Linked DNA regions of Homo sapiens: region 2 is linked to region 1. A link is an interaction called in ENCODE POLR2A ChIA-PET data of the cell type or tissue named here. Cell type or tissue: PC-3. All regions are shown on one strand. Each heading gives the region's core, and the rest is flanking DNA. Links, peaks and the distances in the headings are about the cores only. Region 1 has its middle 58 kb from the start of SPRED1. Region 2 overlaps SPRED1 (sprouty related EVH1 domain containing 1).

Region 1 (9,715 bases), core at 4,581-7,080:
CTCATCAAATGGCAGAAGGTTCTAATTGTATAAAACTACCACTAAAAAATCGGTGGCAATTTGGACTTGCATAAAGCACAGAAATTGTGATGTTAATTGCTCTCCTCTACCTTCTCTCTGTGTTAATTGCCACGGATAATTGCCACCTCCCAGCTAATCATGGAATATGGGGATGCTAGGTAGACTGCCCTCCCTATCTGTATTAAACCATTTGTGACAAATAAATATGCAAGAGGTGGTAGGCAAATGAATTTATGTCCTTAATTTTATTGCTTGTATTGAGTTAATGTGTTCCCAAACTCTTCTTTAATTGCTGTGTCCTTGTCTGTTATTGAAAACCTGGGAAGTTATAAGTTGTTACATAAGATGTCATGACAGGTAAACTCTTATCTCCAGAAGTTGACTTATTACTTATATTATCTTGTATTTATACTTAGGAAATAGCAAACAACTTGACAGCATTACTTTCTTCGTCATTTTCAATTGCTTGTGAAACAATTTATTAGTACAGACCTTCCAAAAAGCCACATTCAGCAAAAGATTTCATAAAGCTTATAAAACTTTATTTCATTTATGTCTTTCAGTTCTTAACAAAGATGAAAGAATATTTCCTTTTTAGGAAGTTTCCTTTTTAGGTCTCATTTCATACAGACAGCCCTTGAGTGAGAGTCCTTTGCTCCAAATGAAAGAAAATTTAGCTTTGAGTATGATCATTTCAGAATGATACTCTGAACAACATGAAAACTAATTGCTACCCAACAAAAAGATAAAGGATTGACCCAAATTTTCCTATCCCCCCCTTATTTCCAAATATTCTAAAGGTCCTCTCTGGTTCTCCCAGCCTACCATGATTAGTCCAAGCCCCTTTGCCTGCAATAATCACATGCTAGTTGTAAAAACATTAAAAAATGCTGATACTGTGACTGGTGAACAAAATCATCATTATTTGATGATGCCCAAATCTGTCTCAAACCACATTTTCTGCCATGGTGGTAAACATCTGACCTCTATTAGCATGTATTTTAAAAAGTTTTTTTTTGTTGTTTTTTTTGTTTTGTTTTTTTTTTGAGATGGAGTCTCACCCTGTCACCCAGGCTGGAGTGCAGTGGCGCATCTCAGCTCACCGCAAGCTCCGCCTCCCAGGTTCACGCCATTTTCCTGCCTCAGCCTCCCGAGTAGCTGGGACTACAGGAGCCCTCCACTGCGCCCGGCTAATTTTTTGTATTTTTACTAGAGACGGGGTTTCACCGTGTTAGCCAGGATGTTCGTGATCTCCTGACCTCGTGATCTGCCTGCCTCAGCCTCACAAAGTGCTAGGATTACAGGCATGAGCCACTGTGCCTGGCCTTAAAGAAGATAATTTTTAAGGGTGCAGTAAATATATGCTGAAAAGCTTGAAATCAACAACTGTGTTAGTCTCAAACAGCCTTCAGCTCCACAAGCACATTAGCAAACCAAAAAAACAGGGTTAGTGTAATATGTTTTAATACTTTTTGAAGAATGCAACAATCCCATAGGCCATTACTGACTAGAAATGGTGACATTTCACAAGTGTCCCAAACTTGGGATTTATTGAGCTTCTCCATAGTAGAGTGTCTTTTCAAACTTGCTTCTATTAGTTTTCATCATCGCTGTTTTCTTTATTATGGTTGTTTCCAACAGTTTAAATAGAAAAATGCTACACATATTTCAAAGTGAGGAGCCTTGTATAGACCGGCATATAAGCACAGGAAGTAGCATTTAAGCTACACAAATGTTTCCCAGCCCTTGCCACTGAATAGGCCCATTGTTCTCCATCCAAGCTGTACGTCATGATCATGTGTGGGGTTTAAAAAATATAGATTTCTAGGCCCTGCCTTGGAGATTCTCAGTTGTTCTGAGGTGGGGTTGGGGGATGGTCCAAACTTCTATAGTCAAAAAAAGTGCCACAGATGTTTCTGCTGCACAGTGATCGCTGAGGTCTTGGATTTAGTAAAGCAATACCAAGAATCTTAATTTCTTGTCTGTTATAAAATTTTTAAAAGGCAGTACCTACAAGTTAAACTTGGGTGAAAGTGCCAGTTCCACTGCTTACTGTGCAAACTTGGGCAAATCTCTTACTGTTTCTGAGCATCATGGTTTTCATCTGAAAAATGGGGAATCATAGTTTCCTAATGAAATGTGGTGAAGATTAAACGAGATAATGTATGTTACCTCATGTTCCCCAGTGCCTTAGTAAGCACATAATATGTAATAGTTATGATTTTATTCCCCTTTGTGTATGTCATCTGGAGAAATTTATACCTGAGAGATTGAATATGAGAGATTATTCTACCTACCTATGCCCAGGGGGACAAGGGGATCTATGAGAAACTAAAAATTGTAAAACCTGGCTGTTGACATCTAAACATTTGGAAATCAATGGCTAGTCATCTTTCCTACAGAAGGAAATGGAAAAATGAAACCACCCTTCTTCATTATGAAGGAAGATGCCTAAGAAGAATGGTTCTCTGAAAAACAAGATGTAACAATGGCTGCTGGTCATTGACCAACTTCAGCAGGAGAGATTGCTGATCTCTTGTTACTCTCAACTCCCACTGTGGGGGATGAGGCAGGTCTCTTCCCTATTCTCTTTTTCTACCATGGTTATTCCTGCTGCTTTGCCTTGGTTTTTCTGCTCTTCCCGTATCACTTAGATCCTATATATTCTTGTCTCTTTTGATCAGCCCAGCTTTCAGTGAAGCTTTTCTTGCCCCCATTTCTTGAACTTCTGTTGTCTTAACTAGTACCTTGAACTGTATTCATTTTATTATTTTGTTGTTGTTAGTCCTGTCTTTCCAAATGGACTTCAAATTTTCTGAGGGAAAAGATATTTTGCTAACTTTCATGTACATCTTCTTTCTTAGCCCAGCACACACAGCCATAGATGTAAAAGATTGCCTCATAAAAGCAAATCAGGTGCTGAAGAGAGTCATCTGTATGTGAAGCAGAGAGTCAATGAGGCCATCTTTAGTGGTTGGTGTGCTAGTGACTTAAGGTTCAATTTTAGCAGCTGTTCTTCACTTTCCAACAGGGATATATAAAACACACAGATTGTTATAACTCTCCTTTGACTTTCCTTGTTGATAAATTTAGATATAATATTTTCCTATTTTAAGTAGTGGTTCTCAACATTGTTTACACGTTAGAATCATCTGGAAAGCTTTAGAAAACCCTCATGTTCAGACTACACCACAGACCAATTAAATCAGAATTTCTAGGAGTGAAGCCAAGGCATCAGAATTTTTAAAAGCTTCCTAGGAGATTCCAATGTACAGCCAAGATTGAGAACCACTGTTTTAGATTAAACTATGTAAAATCTGATTAAGAGACCCCTAGATTGGAAACTGACAATAAACAAACATCCAGGTCTGGGATTTCTTAATGGGCTCCACTGGTGCTGTGGACTTCCTTCTCATTCTGACTGTTCTTTTCCTAAGCTGCCTTAAGGCACATTGTTCAGTGGATCCGAGACTCCGATTTGAGAACAAGCATAAGCAAGAAGTGAAACTCTTGCAGCAGGGTACGTGTACCTGCTGTTAATCTTGGATTGCTCATAGTCCTAAACGATGCCCATTATTCAAATCTCAAATTGAATGTTATTTCTTGATGGAGTCTTCTCTGACAACTCTCATATCCATTAATAGTTGAACACTAGTCATACTTTCTCAAACACTCTATTGTTTCCCTTTATAGCACTCATGATATACAGAAATTTTAATGGTTATTTGCTTAATATGTAATACACCACCTCCCCCTCCTCCTACCGCTGGGTTTTGAGCTCATGGATGGAAGAGACCATCTCTGCCTTATTCATTATTGTAAATTTGGCAGCCATCACAATGCATGTGGTAAGAGCTGAGTAAATAGTTGGTGAAGGAATAGAAATCAGAGTACTATTGTTAGATGAGTGTTTATTGACGGGGGAGAATGGTAGAGTCCGGTGCCTCTCTGTGGAGCATTCTATCAATTGTGAGATAGTGCAGAGTGGGGGCAATCTCAATTACCTAATTTTGACCAGTGATTCTCAAATATGGCCTGCTCAGGAGAATCACCGGGATGTTTTGTTGAAAGTACAGATGCCTATGCCTCATCTCCAAAAGATCTGATTTCAGTAGTGTGATGTCAGAGCTAGGAATAAGTTTGCCAGCTAAGTCTGATGCCCTCGGCCACAGTCCAGCATTTAGAAACTACTGCTTTAGCCATTGCCTGAAATGACTTTCAGAACCACTGTCAAATTTGGAGCCTGCATTTTCTGTAGCTCAGTTATTCTTTTGCTCTGTGATGAAATTATGAAGGTGAGGTTAAGGGTTTTCTTTGGAAGAGAGACACATTGCTTTATGCAACAACTCTGGAGGGATAATGCCCCCAGTGCCATCTACTCTGTTTATAATGTGGCTGGCTGAACTTATGGTTTCTTAGGAATCCATGTTCTAAAGCCTGATGGTAATATTAGAACTATGTCAATGTAACACTTTCCCCAAATGCTTGGAAAACTTAACCACGTAGGCCACGGTGTGTGGCTATACTGATCTCAGTGGCTGTACTCACACTGAAAAAAATATGTCAGCATTGGCCATATTTTTATATACCTAGATCTATTTTGAGAAACAGTCAACATGGGAAATATTACATTAAATATTCATGGCATTTGTGTTCATGCTGAAAAAAGTTACACAGATTATAAAACTTCAGTGACTCAGAAATCTCCCATCTATCAAACTCAACTAGCCAAAAAGAGCAAAGAAGGAAAAAATAAGCAAAAGAGAACTCCAGATATCAAAAATATGTGGAATTTTAAATAAAACCTATATGAACAAAAGTAAGACTTTTTTCTTTTTTTTAAAGTAGAATCCATTTACTCAGGATCTATTTGCTGTAACTTTAGACATAATCTAACTGCTTTGGGGAATCATGATGCAGGTACAGTAAACACAAGAATACCAAAATCATAGCCATGTAACACTTCTTGGGCTGAAACAGTCATTTGTTTCAGTGTCTACACTTTAATATTTAATAATTGATAATATTTACATGTGTTATATAATTTAATATTTATCATCAACAAAGAGAACTCCAGGGAAGATAATATTCCCATTCTACAGATGAGGAAACTGTGTGGCAGAGAGGTTAAAAAACTCAATGAAGTCATTCTGATTTCTAATTCAATAAACTTTCTGCTGTATTATGTTGCCTGATGGAGTTTCACTGTTTGTTGCCCAGGCTGGAGTGCAATGGTGCCATCCTGGCTCACTGCAACCTCTGCTTCCCAGGTTCAAGCAATTCTCCTGCCTCAGCCTCCCAAGTAGCTGGGACTACAGCTGTGCACCACCATGCCCAGCTAATTTTTTTTTTTTTAATTTTTAGTAGAGACAGGGTTTCACCATGTTGGCCAGGCTGGTCTCAAACTCCTGACCTCGGGTGATCCACCCGCCTTGGCCTCCCAAAGTGCTGGGATTACAGGAGGGAGCCACCTCACCTGGCCTTCCATTGCCTTGTAAAATAAAGAACAACTTTTGATAACCATGAAGAGAATCTAGAATCATCAAGAAAAGGTTGAAGTTTAGCATACTTAGTTTAAAAGTGTAGAATCATCTATGGTATTTTACAAATGTTTCCATTAACAATAGTTAAAATTAAATAACAATGTGTGAGTGCCTGAAGGAGTAAGTTTCTGTCATATGGAAAAATCACTTATGTGAAATCTTTACTTTGTAGGAATTCAGATGAAAAAGAAATACAAACATACTCACACATTTTTAAAACTGGACTTCTTGCCACTATGAGTCACCACCATTTTTTATGTGAATGTGGTGTGGCATGGGTTATTTATTATTTACATGGTTCACAAACCATTCTTCCGTGCTCAAAAATGGCCCAGGAAAGGAAGGGAAGGAGACAGCACCACTCAATTAAAACAAGAGATTTTTAACAAGACAGTATATGCCCTAACTGGGAGCCAGGACACTGATACTAACCTCTTCTTCACAAAAAGTGATTAAGGGATCTTGGTTTGTGCTAAAGTTCTGCTTGGCAATACGTATGATGGTACTATTACAATAGCTTGTATAAGTTATGCCTTTTTCAAATTCTTACCTTGCCCTTTATCAGCACAGTTCTCCAATCCTAGGATCAGATGTATGGCTGATATAAATCAGCAGAAAACAAAATTCTATATTCCTGTTCCCTGCAATCAATGAGTGGACAGACTGTAAACTCTGCAAGGATAGAAGTTGCTATTATTTTGCAATTGTTTCATTCCTTACTTTACTCACTGATATTTTCTGCAGAGCTGTGCTGGCCATTGGCCTTTGACCTTCCAGGATTTGGTCAAAAAAATTTTTTTTCCAGGATGCTTTCAGATGTCAAAGCATTTGTGAACATTTTACTTCTGAATCCATGTTGGTATTAAAGTAAAGAAGTAATCCCAAATATTAATCTACTGTCTGATTTTTTTTATTATAGTGCTCTTAAACTATTGTGGAGTTATTTTTGCTTCTCTATTCTAAAACTGGGAAAATTGATTTTGAGTCATGACATCAAATTTTTCCTCATCTCCTTATCCATTAATTTGTTAATGGGTTATTTGGTGGTTTTAAAACATGTCCATAAATTCTTTGACACAACTCCTTTCAAAGCTGGAGTCTAATTCCCTGCCACTTCAATGTCCACCAGAGGTAGCGACTCACTTTTAACACACCAAATGTGGCAAGAAGTCATGATCTGTGACCTCTAAAGATAGCCCATAAAAAATATCACCACTTCCATTTGCTCTCTTTTATGTTGTCCACTTTTGGGGGAAGCCAGCTGCCATGTTGTGAGGATACTTAAATAGCCTTCAGAGACACCTGCATGGGGAGGAACTGAGACCTTCTGTCAACAGCCTGCATGTGGAAGATACACCGTGTAAATGCCTCCTCCAACTCCACTCAAGCCTTCAAATGGCTGCAGCCCTGGCTGATTTCTTGACTGTAACCTCATGCAATTCCCCAGCCAGAACCACCCAGCTAAGCCACTCTGAATTCCTGCAGAATCCATGAGAGACAATATATGATTATTGTTGTTTTAAGGCACTAAGTTCTAGAGGACTTTGTGAAGTGGTACTAATCCAGTTGTCTTGTCCAGACAAGGTGTTGCCTTTATTCATACAACAAATATTTATTGAGCATCTAGTCAAGCAGTCTGTTAGGTGCTGCTTGTACCAAAATCAACAGACAAAACATAGTACCTGCCTTTAAAGAGCTTATAACCTTGTGATGGATACAAATTTAAATAAATGATTATCTAATTATTAAATTACAATAAGTGTGCCAGGTAATAGGGTTATGAGTGCCATGATTTTCAACCCAAAGTTCAGGAAAGGTTTACCCGAAGAGCTGACATATAAGCTGAAACTTGAGGAATGTATTAGGAGTTAAGCAGGTAAAGGGGAAGGCTGGGGACAGGAAAGACCTTTCCAGGCGCAGGGACTGTCTATGTTCAATGGTCCCAACTAACAAATTTCTCTACTGGAAACTACTGAGAGATTCTTTGTTCATTCATTCCATCTCTTCAAAGAAATATTAACTGAGCATCTACCACGTGTCAGGTACTGTTCCAGGCACTGGGAATAAAGCAGTGGACAAACAGACAGGAATGCCTGCTCTTCTTGAACTTACATTTTAGTAGGTGAGAAGGATAATAGAAACAAATGAATAAAATATGTAAAATAAACTTCTGGTTCCTGGTCCTACATACAAGGAGCATGAAAGTCATCTCTCAAGCTTTTTTTTTCTCAAGAAAAAGGCTGAACAAACTGAAAATCAATAACTCTTTCTAGATCCATCAGAGAACTGAGATCATAGGGCAAACTTTGCCCCCATATTGGCCAGCCAGCCAGCCAGGCAGATACAGAGAATCACAACTTACGTTAAAACTCAGTGGGAACCAGTATGGGGGTAGGAAAACCTAATCTGTAAGTGCCAAATTGCTGAAGGCTCAGTGTGTACAAGTTTGAGAGTTAAAAACTCCAGAGGGGCCCAGTCTTAGGGAGGCCCCCAGGCTTTCCTGAGTTTTACCTTCAAGAGCTCTATCAGGTTTTCATAGTGAAGATCAGAGAAAAATCCCCTTGTGCTTCTGGCAGGGGGAGAGGAAAATGAGCTATTTTGAAATGTGCCCAGAGCATTCTGTTCTTCCTAACAAGGACTGCCTTCAAGAGAAACGATTTTACCAGAGTCTAAACTACCGGGGTCTTCCTGGAGACTAACTGCCTTGGGAGAAGGAAAAAACTCAACTCGAGCCCTGAGTAACTTTCCTGTCTCTTCTATGGGAAAAACCCAAACCAAACCAAATCAAAGCAAAACGGAGAAGCACCCATGAAGGTCACAGGCTGGGGACACAGGCTCACGAAAAGGCTGAGACCCAATCCTAGGACTATAGAATGCTGCTTCTCCCCTCACACCTCACCACAGCACCAATGGGGCTCCTGTATAATAACAACGGGAAAGAACTGTGCATCTCAGGTATTTGGGGTGTCTCTAGGGAAACCCAAGGACAACAGAGGATATGAACATAAGGATACCACAGGAAAGTTTAACTTCTGCTACCTACAGCTACAGCAAACGGTACATATAGAGTAACCTCTAGCCAGATAAACAAAATAGATAACGCTGGAGATGGTAATAAGTACTGAGAAGAAAAAGATTAGGGGTATTAAAGGAGGGATGCGTTGCAATTTTAAATATGAGGTTGGTGCAAAAGGTATTGCGGTTTTTGCCATTACTTTTAATAGTATGGACAGGAAACGTCTCACTGAGCAGGTGACATCTGTGCAAACATCTGAAGGAGGCGAGAGAGTGAGTCATGGAGACAGCTGGGAAAGATGGGAGGGAATATCAAATCCTAGGGTACGAAATGTTAGGTGGCTGGGAAGTAGGAGAAAAACCAAGAAAGTGTGGTGTCCTGAGAGAGAAGTTAATAAAATACTTCCAGAAGGACAGAGCGAACGATGATGTTAAACGTTACTGAGGCGTCAAATGAGAGAACTGACCATTAGATTTAGCAATGTGGACATCATTGCTGGAGAGCAGTTTTGGAACATGGAAGAGGCAAACGCCTGATTAAACAGCATTCTAGAGGGAATGGGAGAACAGATTTTAGAGACACGAGTGTAGATAAGTCTTCAGAGGAATTGCTGTGAAGAAGAATGGAAATATGAATTTGTAGCTGGAAGGCAACATAGATGGGAGAAATAGCATCATGTTCATATGCTGATGGAATGATCTGGCTAAGAGGGGGAAAATGGTGATGCAGGAGAAGGAAAGGGGAGGAATTTCTGGAACAATGTTCTTGAATATTTAAAAGGATTGGGATCTAGTGAACAGGCGGAGAGTTCAGCCTTAGATAGCAACACGGAAAGTTCATCCCTGGTAAAGGAGAGAAGGCGGTGTATCTGGGCCCAGATGCTTGTGGGCGGATGGAGTTGCTTGTGTGTTGGTGGGAACTTGTGGAAGTTCTCTTCTGATTGTTTCTATTTTCTCAGGGAAATAGCAATCAAGGTCAAGAGCTGAAAGTGAAGATGGGGGAGGAGGTGTTAGAAGTTTTAGGAGAGAGGAGAATTGTTGTCTAGGAGAGTATAATAGTAAATGAATCAGGGAAATGTGCTATGCCTGCTGGGCCTCATGAACTGCATGCTTAAAGTTATTAGTCAGGAATGTCA
Region 2 (9,715 bases), core at 4,744-7,243, 73 kb before region 1:
ATCGTAGAAGAAAACCTAGAAATCACCATTCAGGACATGGGCCTTGGAGAAGAATTTACGACTAAGTCCTCCAAAGCAATTGTAACAAAAAAATTGACAAGTGGGACCTAATTAAACTAACAGCTTCTGCACAGCAAAGGAAACTATCAACAGAGTAAACCTACAGAACGGGAGAAAATATTCATAAACTATGCATCCAACAAAGACATAATATCCAGAATCTATAAGCAATTTAAATAACTGAACAAGCAAAAAACAAATAACCTCATTTTAAAAAGGGCAAAAGACATAAACAGACACTGCTCAAAAGAAGACATACAAGTTGCCAACAAACCTAAGGAAAAATGCTCCATATCACTAATAATCAGAGAAATACAAAACAAAATCACAATGAGATATGCCATCTCACACTAGTCAGAATGGCTATTATTATAAAGTTAAAAAATAACAGACTCTGGCAAGGTTGCAGAGAAAAAGGAACACTTACACAATGCTGGGAATGTAAATTAGTTCAGCCACTGTGGAGAGCAGTTTGGAGATTTCTCAAATAACTTAAAACCAAACTACCATTCGAGGTCGGGCACAGTGGCTCACACCTGTAATCCCAGCACTTTGGAAGGCTGAAGCAGGCAGATCACCTGAGGTCAGGAGTTCGAGACCAGCCTAGCCAACATGGTGAAACCCCTGTCTCTAGTGAAAATACAAAAATTAGCTGGGCGTGGTGGTTGGTGCCTGTAATCCCAACTACTTGGGAGGCTGAGGCAGGAAAATGGCTTGAACCTGGGAGGCAGAAGTTGCAGTGAGCCAAGATTGCACCACTGCACTCCAGCCTCAGCAACAGAGCAAGACTTCATCTCAAAAAAAAAACCTAGCATTCGACCCCTACAATCTCATTATTGGGTATATATCCTAAAGAAAATAAATTGTTCTACCAAAAAGACACGTGCACTCATGATCACTGAAGCAAAGACATGGAATCAACCCAGATGCCCATTAACAGTGGGTTAAAGAAATGTGGTACATATATACCATGGAATACTATGCAGCCACAAAGAAGAACAAAATCATGTCCTTTGCAGCAACACGTATGCAGCTGGAGGCCATTATCCTAAGTGAATTCAGGCAGGAACAGAAAACCAAATACCACTGTTCTTACAAGGGGGAGCCAAATATTGGGTACTCCTGGACATAAAGATGGGAACAATAGACACTGGGGACTACTATATGGCAGGAAGGAGGGAGGGAAGTAAGGGTTGAAAAACTATTGGGTACTATGCTTACTACCTGGGTGACAGGTTCAGTCATACCCCAAACCTCTGCATCATGAAATATGCCTTTGTAACAAACCTGCACATGTACTCCCCAAATCTAAAATAAGAATGGAAATTTTTTTAATGAAATAATTTTTATTTTCAGCAGTTTTTCTCACTCTCCTGGGAAAAATGTATTTCCTCTAGCAGGGAATCAATATCTCTAAGTCCTTTTTTACCAAAGAACCAATCAATCATTTACTTCTAACATTAGGTTGAGAACTGCACGATGGAAAGATCTAGATTTTATTCATCTCTAAAGCCTACTGTCCTAACACCTGGAACAGAGTAAGCTTCAAAAATGTTAGTTTCTATCCTTTCTCTAACATATAATAAGTGCTCAATAAATGTTAGCTGTCTCTATTTCATTAAGTATCAACATTAATGACTGTCAAACCTAAGAGCAATGTAAAATCCAGGAGATGGACTAAATGTGACTACTAAGAAATGCTGCAACATCCTGATCTCCATCTGTTTGGCTGTTTCTATTAGCCCAGCATTCCAATGCACATGTGTGATTGATCCTTTAGGGTCTGCTGCACTGAAACATTTAATTACCACTAAAATATGCAGCATACACATGACTTTGAATTAAAAGACATTTCCTTACTGAAACAGGTCTAAACACTATTTTCATAGAATCTAAACACTTTAACATCTGACATTTAGATAATATCACACTTTGGCATGATACACGGATAATTAGGTATTTATTATTGGGTCTAATGACTTTGTCGCTCAATAATTATTAAGTAAATTCTCATATCACCAGAAGAATCATTTTTATATAATATTTATCTTTAAAAACCCAGTGTCTAAAAGGTAAAATAAAGCAAAACAAACAAATGAACAACAATCTATGGTTCATCTAGCAGATCATAAAGATGATTAGCTTTACAAAGCACTACCTCAAAGGTATCAACAAGAAATGTTTAAAGAAAACATTTCACTCAGTTCAAGAGACATATGTACAAAAGCTGATATATGAAGATTAGTATACTAATTAGTATATATACATACATACATACATTTTTTTAATTTAAAATTCAACAAGTATTAAGAAAGGAATAACTTCTCAATTTAATTTAATGCTGATTTGGTTTGGCTCTGTGTCCCCACTGAAATCTCAGGTCGAGTATGTAATCCCCATGTGTTGAAAGAGGGGCAGACTACCCCCTCGCTGTTCTTGTGATAGAGTTCTCAGATCATCTAGTTGTTTGAAGTGTGTAGCACTTCCCACTTGGCTCTCTCCTGCTCTGCCTTGCTAATACTTGCTTCCCCTTTGCCTGCCACCATGATTGTAAGTTTCCTGAGGCCTCCCTGCCAAGCTTCCTGTATAGCCTACAGAACTGTGAGTTAATTAAACCTCTTTTCTTAATAATTACCCATCTCAGATGGTTCTTTATAGCAGTGAGAACAGACTAATATAAATGCCATGTCTGTGAAACAACTAAAATTATCTTACATACCAGTGGCAAATTCCACATTTTGGAAAAAGCTATGCTACCTCAAGTTACCTCTCCATGAAAAAACAATTAGAAACTTTCTTCAGCAGAGTGAATGGAGAACATGTCATAGTTTTCAAAAAAGGTGTTGGGCTTGAAGGAATAGAAATGTTCCAGATTTGGGCTGGGCATGGTGGCTCATGCCTGTAATCCCAGTACTTTGGGAGGCCGAGGCAGGCAGATCACCTGAGGTCGGGAGTTCATGACAGCGTGGCCAACATGGTTGAAACCCCGTCTCTATTAAAAATACAAAATTAGCCGGGCATGGTGGCACACGTCTTTAATCCCAGCTACTCGGGAGGCTGAGGCAGGAGAATCACTTGAACCTGGGAGGCAGGGGTTGCAGTGGTCTAAGATCGTGCCACTGCACTCCAGCCTGGGAGACAGAGCAAGACTCTGTCTCAAAAAAAAAAAAAAAAAAAAGAAAGAAAGAAATGCTCCAGATTTGTGCCATCCAATACAGCAGTCAACACTGGCCACTTGTGGCTATATAAATTAAATAAAATTTAAAATTTAACTCCTCAGTCACTCAAACCACTTCAAGTACAGCCAAATAACTATATAGTAGCTACCATAGTGGATACCACAAACAGAATGTTTCCATCATCACAGAATGTTCTATTGTACTCACTGCTTTAGATTCTCAAAGAATTCTAATAAAGCCCAACTGGCAGCAAATGGAAGTAAAAATTTTAGCAGATAACAAAGGTAGTATCTTTCAGTAAAGTAACAAACATTTGGAAAAAACAGTGAGAGACAATGAATTAAATGCTAGTAGTAAGGGCCAGGCATGGTGGCTCACACCTGTGATCTCAGCACTCTGGGAGGCTGAAGTGGGAGGACCACTTGAGCTCAGGAGTTGAGACCAGCCCGGCTGGCCAACAAAATCAAGACCCTGTCTCTACAAAAAAATTTAAAAATTACTGGGCATGGCGGCAGGCACCTGTAGTCCAAGCTACTCAGGAGGCTGAGACAGATTAATCACTTGAGCCTGACAGTTCGAGGTTAGCGTGCTGTGATTGTGCCACTGCACTCCAGCCTGTGTAACAAAGTGAGAGACACTGTCTCTTAAAAAAAAGTTAGTACTGGCTGGGTGCGGTGGCTCACGCCTGGAATCCCAGCACTTTGGGAGGCTGAGGCGGGCAGATCACAAGGTTAGGAGATCCAGACCACCCTGGCTAACACACGGTGAAACCCCGTCTCTACTAAAAATACCAAAAAAATTAGCCAGACATGGTGGTGGGCACCTTAGTCCCAGCTACTCAGGAGGCTGAGGCAGGGGAATAGCGTGAACCCGGGAAGCGGGGCTTGCAGTAGCCGAGATCGCGCCACTGCACTCCAGCCTAGGCGACGGAGCGGGACTCTGTCTCAAAAAAAAAAAAAAAAAAGAAAAAAGTTAGTACTATAAATATGATTTCTGTTTCTACAACTCCTTTATAATCTGATGATTTCAAAGACTGAAAATGTACTGAGGTAGATAGGAATCCCTCTCCAACTAAGATGATATGGTTACTATTAAGGAATGAACAGTAAAAACTTAGAAAACAAGGTTAAGAGACTGAAGCCATACACTTTTAACACAACCTGTGAAAAATCTTTTAATTACCTTACTTTCATTAACATAAAGCAATAAGGAAAGTATGCTCAAATAACACAGTATTAACAATATCTTTTTAAATGATGGGTCCTGTATGATGATTTATCATTTACTATACCCTGGTCACTTTTAAATGTTTAGGCTATTCCCCCACCCCCTACATGGTCTCAACATCCTTGTGAATTTGTTTGGGAATGACTGGTAGTCACAAGGGTAAGTGTATCACGCACACACATAACTTTTCACAAAACAACTTAGACTTACTGTGACAACACACAGGCTGACTTTGGTATTCTATTCCATTCTACATGGAAACATAATGCTGATGGAGACCCATTGCCATTGAAAAATTCCCTGTTCTAAACTACTGTGAAGTATTTGGGATGTTGTTCTCCTCTAAGGATGTACCTCCGTGTTGGTAGTGAAGATTCACATTTATGTTCAGCTTATTTCATGAAAATAAGAGATAATACTAAAAGGCATAGGATACTCACAAGAGTGGGTTTCAAGGCTGAGCTGTGAGGGACTGCAGAAGAATTCAGAATTGAATTGCTGTAGCTAGAGTAGAGACAGCAAATGTTATTACATCATTGCTTTTTCAGATGTCTTCACTGAAGTGCTCCAAATGATATAGCAATGTATTGCAAATTAATCTTTTATAAGTATATAATTATTTGTAAATCCAGTAAACTAACTCAGAGTTATGTGAACACTGAATTCTAATCACTAGGACAGTTGTTTTCCCAATATGAAATGTTTTTAATTATGTGTATTAGGAAAAGATGGAAAGCTTTTTAAACACTAAATCTTTTCATATGTATATCCTATGGGCATACGTGCGTGTATGTACACTGCTGATGTCAAAGTGTCAAAATGCAGAATGTGTTTGTTACTGTGATGCAGTCAAAAAGTCTGAAAGCCATTGTTTTAGGGCATAGGCTTTGGAATCATAAGACTTTACCAAGTATGTAATCTTTGCCAAGTCATTTAACTTTCCTGCACCTCAGTTTCCTTGGCTTTGTAAATGGGAGTAGTAACATTATAACAAACACTTACATGGTTATTATAAAGACTAAATGCATGAAATGATTTTAGGCCAATGCTGTTACTTACTCATATATGAGCTGTCATTTAATTATGTACTGAGAGCTACATAAAACCACAAGGTACCAAAGAACAAAAAAGGAATCTAAGAAATTTAAGAACAAATTTCATTACAAATAATCCACGATAGAAAAAAATGTGAATTTTCAGAAGTGGCAGTTCATATTAAGAATTTTAAAAAACCACTTGTACTCTTTGACACACTTATCCCACTCCTGTAAATTTATCTTAAGAAATTTTACTAAAGAGAAGAAAATATTTATATGCAAAAAGATGCTCCTTAAAAATGTTATTTGTAATAGCAAAGAGCTGGAAACCTAAAGTGTTCTTTAAAGAGATAACAAGTAGGTAAACTTTTGGTAAAACAATGTGAAATATTACAGTACTAAAATGATTATTTAAAAACTAGATATACGCCTAAGTCTTTATATTAAGTATATCAGGTGATATACTTAATCAGGTAAATAATATGTGTATGTACACAAGCAAAAATGTGTATGGAACTAGATGCAGTTGAAAGCTGTGCTGGGTTTTTAGTTGATTTCTTTTGATGTAATTATTGCTCATTGTTTTCCTAAAGGATTTTAGCTTACTTTCATTTTTTTCCTTATACCACCTGACTAAATCTGAGATAGGGTAAATGCAAAAATTGGATGATCTGCTATTAGCCAGTAATTGTAAGTCAAATTATGCTTCTTATGTGTTATATGCTAGGGCCTAGTACACAAAACACAGTTCGGACTCAAAAGCAGTAGAGTCTATATACAACATCCAATAATTTTTTTTTTTTCTTTTTGGCTCACTTAGAAGCTCAGTTTGCTTGCTCTTCAAGTATCAAGACTAGGAAACATTGCTAAGGAAAACTAAGGTGGCTAGAAGCCAGTCTGTCTCATCCATCTCTCGCCACTCTCCTTCTCTTTAAAAATGATAATACAAAGTTGAAGAATATCCTGTTTGTTTGTTTGTTTGTTTGTTTGTTTGTTTTTTGAGACAGAGTCTCACTCTGTTGCCCAGGCTGGAGCACAGTGCACGATCTTGGCTTACTGCAACCTCAGCTTCCCGGGTTCAGGCATTTCTCATGCCTCAGACTCCCGAGTAGCTGGGACTACAGGCATGCACCACCATGCCTGGATAATTTTTTTGTATTTTTAGTAGAGAAAGGGTTTTGCCATGTTGCCCAGGCTGGTCTCCAACTCCTGAGCACAGGCAACCTGCCCACCTCGGCCTCCTAAAGTGCTAGGATTACAGGCATGAGCCACCGTGCCTGGCCCTAATTTGATACATCATTTAAGGCTGTTATATGTTCTTAACTGTTACTAAGTTAATTAAGTTTGATTTTTGGATCCAATAACCTTCATCAAGAGAAAAAGTATGTGCATTCTTCATCATATTTTTAAGTCCCTGATTTATGCTCATTTAAGATTTTGATTCATACATAACTCATTCCTAAACCAAGTTTCTGATTATGTGTCCAAGGCAATTATTTTTGAATTAACAAATTATACAGTTTTTTCAGAATGCTAGGACTAAACATCAGGCTAAAGCAAAATGTAAACGTATTTTTGCTTTAGCTTTTAATGACCATAAAACTTAACTAAACATGAGCATACAGACCATCAGCTGTCCAAATTACAGTTAACAGACTAAATCAAGAACAATGAATTTCTAGCTGGCAGAAATAGTGCGTCCATCTAATAGGAATCTTAGTTTAATTACAGCTGCAAAAAAATTAAATTCTAAACCTTTAATAACTTAATAATTCCCCTAAGCTGAAAAATCTTCCTCTCCCATTCTCTCCCACGAAAATAGATTTCTGCTTGCCATACAACAATATTTGAAAGTTCCTGGATTGAACTGTAAGATGTTTTTTTCCATTAAAAATGATGGCAAGACACCGAATCTACTTAGACTTCCAAACTGTGCTCAGGTATTAAAATTATTTTAATAAGTTCTAGAAATATACTCCTTTTATAACTAAATAGTTGTATTAAAAATTAAAAAAAAAACTACTTAGAGCTAGTTGTTTGTCTTATTAACCTACTCAAGACTAGTTACATCTACCTCTTCAGTCTGCCCAGAACATGGAAGAAAATTTTCACAATATAAATTTTTTTCTAATGTTGGAATTTTTAGATTTTAAGTTTTTCTGAAAAGTTGCTTTCTAACATTTAAAATGAAACACAATTTTTCTTAGTAGGTTAATAATCCTTTTTAAAAAGCGACCCCACCTTCAGGCTAAATGAAAATGAGCACTGATTATTTTATAAACATAGTACCTTCCTTCTGAAGAACTAAAAGTTCTGTTTAATATTCTTTTATCTCTAATCAAAAAATGTTATTGTAGGGAGAGAGGTTACATTCAGAGGTTGTATCCCTCTGAAGTAGGGACATATTATCCTGGTTTTATAGATAAAAGGCAAGGACAAAGACAGGTTATGTTATTTGCCAATGTCTTAATGCTACAGTCAGCAGTAACCCCAGGATTATGTTAGTTGTGAACACCAGGTTAACTGTAAAATTTAAATTAGTAAATTTTTATTTGAAAGGGCTTCTCTAACCACATTAAGAATGGAGAACCCAAAGGCTACAAAATCCCATAAATGACAATATAATGTATTGGATAAAACCCTGCAATATCAGTCAACATCTTGGTTTGCCTCTCATAAAAACGTAAAGTTCTTAATAAGACCTTAATTTGGATAGTTTATTTACATGTCTCTCTTCCCCTCTACTTGCTAATTCTCAGAATCACTCGTTCCTGATAGGACCATTATTACATGACATCCTATCATTGCAAATACTCTCAAATCTTCCCAGCTAAACCCTTCCCTTTTCTTATCCTCTTCCCCAATACCCTTTTCTTCAACCTCCAATTCCAAAATCCTTACCCCTGTCTCTCTTGATTGCAGAGGGAGGTGGCAACAGTGATACCAGCACTCTAAGTCACTCAACCCACACTCACATTAAATACACTGGCACTGGCTTAGGATTTCTCTCCACCTCAACTCCTGATACCACCCTAGCTATCCAAACATCCATACTGTTCACTCTTTTTTAAAAAAAACATTTTAGCAGATCCTGGCTTCTCCAATAACCTTCATCCCTGTTTCTACTTTAATCTTCCCTCACATGTCATCACTCTGGAGCCATTGTTCTATGATCAAAATCTCTTTGTCTTTCCATTTTTCCCACTTACACTCTACAAGCTCTTTAACTTTACCAAAACTTGCAGTTCTTCAAAACAGCTATCAGTTCTATGTGTCAATCTACCACTTCAAGCTAATTTTTTCTTTAAAATCTAGTCTGTCAATAAAGTATATGACGTACAGTGTGGTATAAATACTGTGCAGTTTGAATCTCAGTTCTACCACTTTACTCTCTTGCGTGGCCATGGCAAGTTACTAAACCTTTCATGAGTCTCAGTTATCTCATCTGTAAACTATGGATACTTAGCTCACATGATCTTTAGAAGGATTAAATCTAACAGTGTGTGACAACCAGTAAAACAATTTGATAGACTGTCCTAGGCCTTGCTCCATCCATTATGCCATTCCTTAAGTCTTTCTTTCTCTTCTTCTCCACTACTGACATGAGCCAACAAATAAACTTCAACTACTAACTTCGCCCTAAATGACTAGCATCTACTCTATGACTTCTCTGCTTCAGCACTTCTTATTTTCTCTTTAATCTACAGCAAGCTCATCCAACCCGCGGCCCATGGGCTGCATGTGGCAGGACGGCTTTGAATGCAGCCCAACCCAAATTTGTACACTTTCTTATAACATTATGAGATTTTTTTTGTGATTCGTTTTTTTTAGCGCATCCGCTACCTTTAGTGTTAGTGTATTTTATAGGTGGCCCAAGACAATTCTTCCAAAGTAGACCAGGGAAGCCAAAAGATTGGACACCCTCAACCTATAGCAAAACCTGACTTCTGTCCCCATTATTACTCCCACAAAGGTCAATGACATCCTAACGGTTATATCCTTGTCTTAGAAATCACCAATCTAATTTTTCTGTGATATCTAACGCTTTCTCAATACTCCTTTTTCCCTTGGCTTCTAAAATACTTTCCTCTCAGAGCTCTCCTACCACTTAAGCCACTTCCGTCTTTTGGCGTCTCTTCTTTCTTCTACTCTCCCTTAAAAACACTGCTGTTTCTCACTTGTCATCTTTCCATTATTACTTAATATTCTCAA

The links. Peaks named below come from ENCODE experiments on the same cell type or tissue, not always from the same donor. Only the 100,000 strongest peaks of a DNase experiment are listed, where the experiment ranks them.
Region 2: POLR2A ChIA-PET joins it to region 1 with 7 read pairs; 6 of 35 experiments call an interaction of 5 or more read pairs at or near these places.

The regions. Positions count from the first base shown.
Region 1 is chr15:38,189,830-38,199,544 of GRCh38, reverse strand. No RefSeq gene overlaps it. Among named protein-coding and RNA genes, the nearest start is that of SPRED1, 58 kb to the left of the region's middle. In PC-3, for the core only: no CTCF peak of the experiment used is centred there; a DNase peak (open chromatin) is centred at 5,844; H3K27ac peaks cover 1,622 bases.
Region 2 is chr15:38,263,429-38,273,143 of GRCh38, reverse strand. All of the region lies in intron 1 of SPRED1 (sprouty related EVH1 domain containing 1), which reads right to left. Among named protein-coding and RNA genes, the nearest start is that of SPRED1, 15 kb to the right of the region's middle. In PC-3, for the core only: no CTCF peak of the experiment used is centred there; no DNase peak of the experiment used is centred there.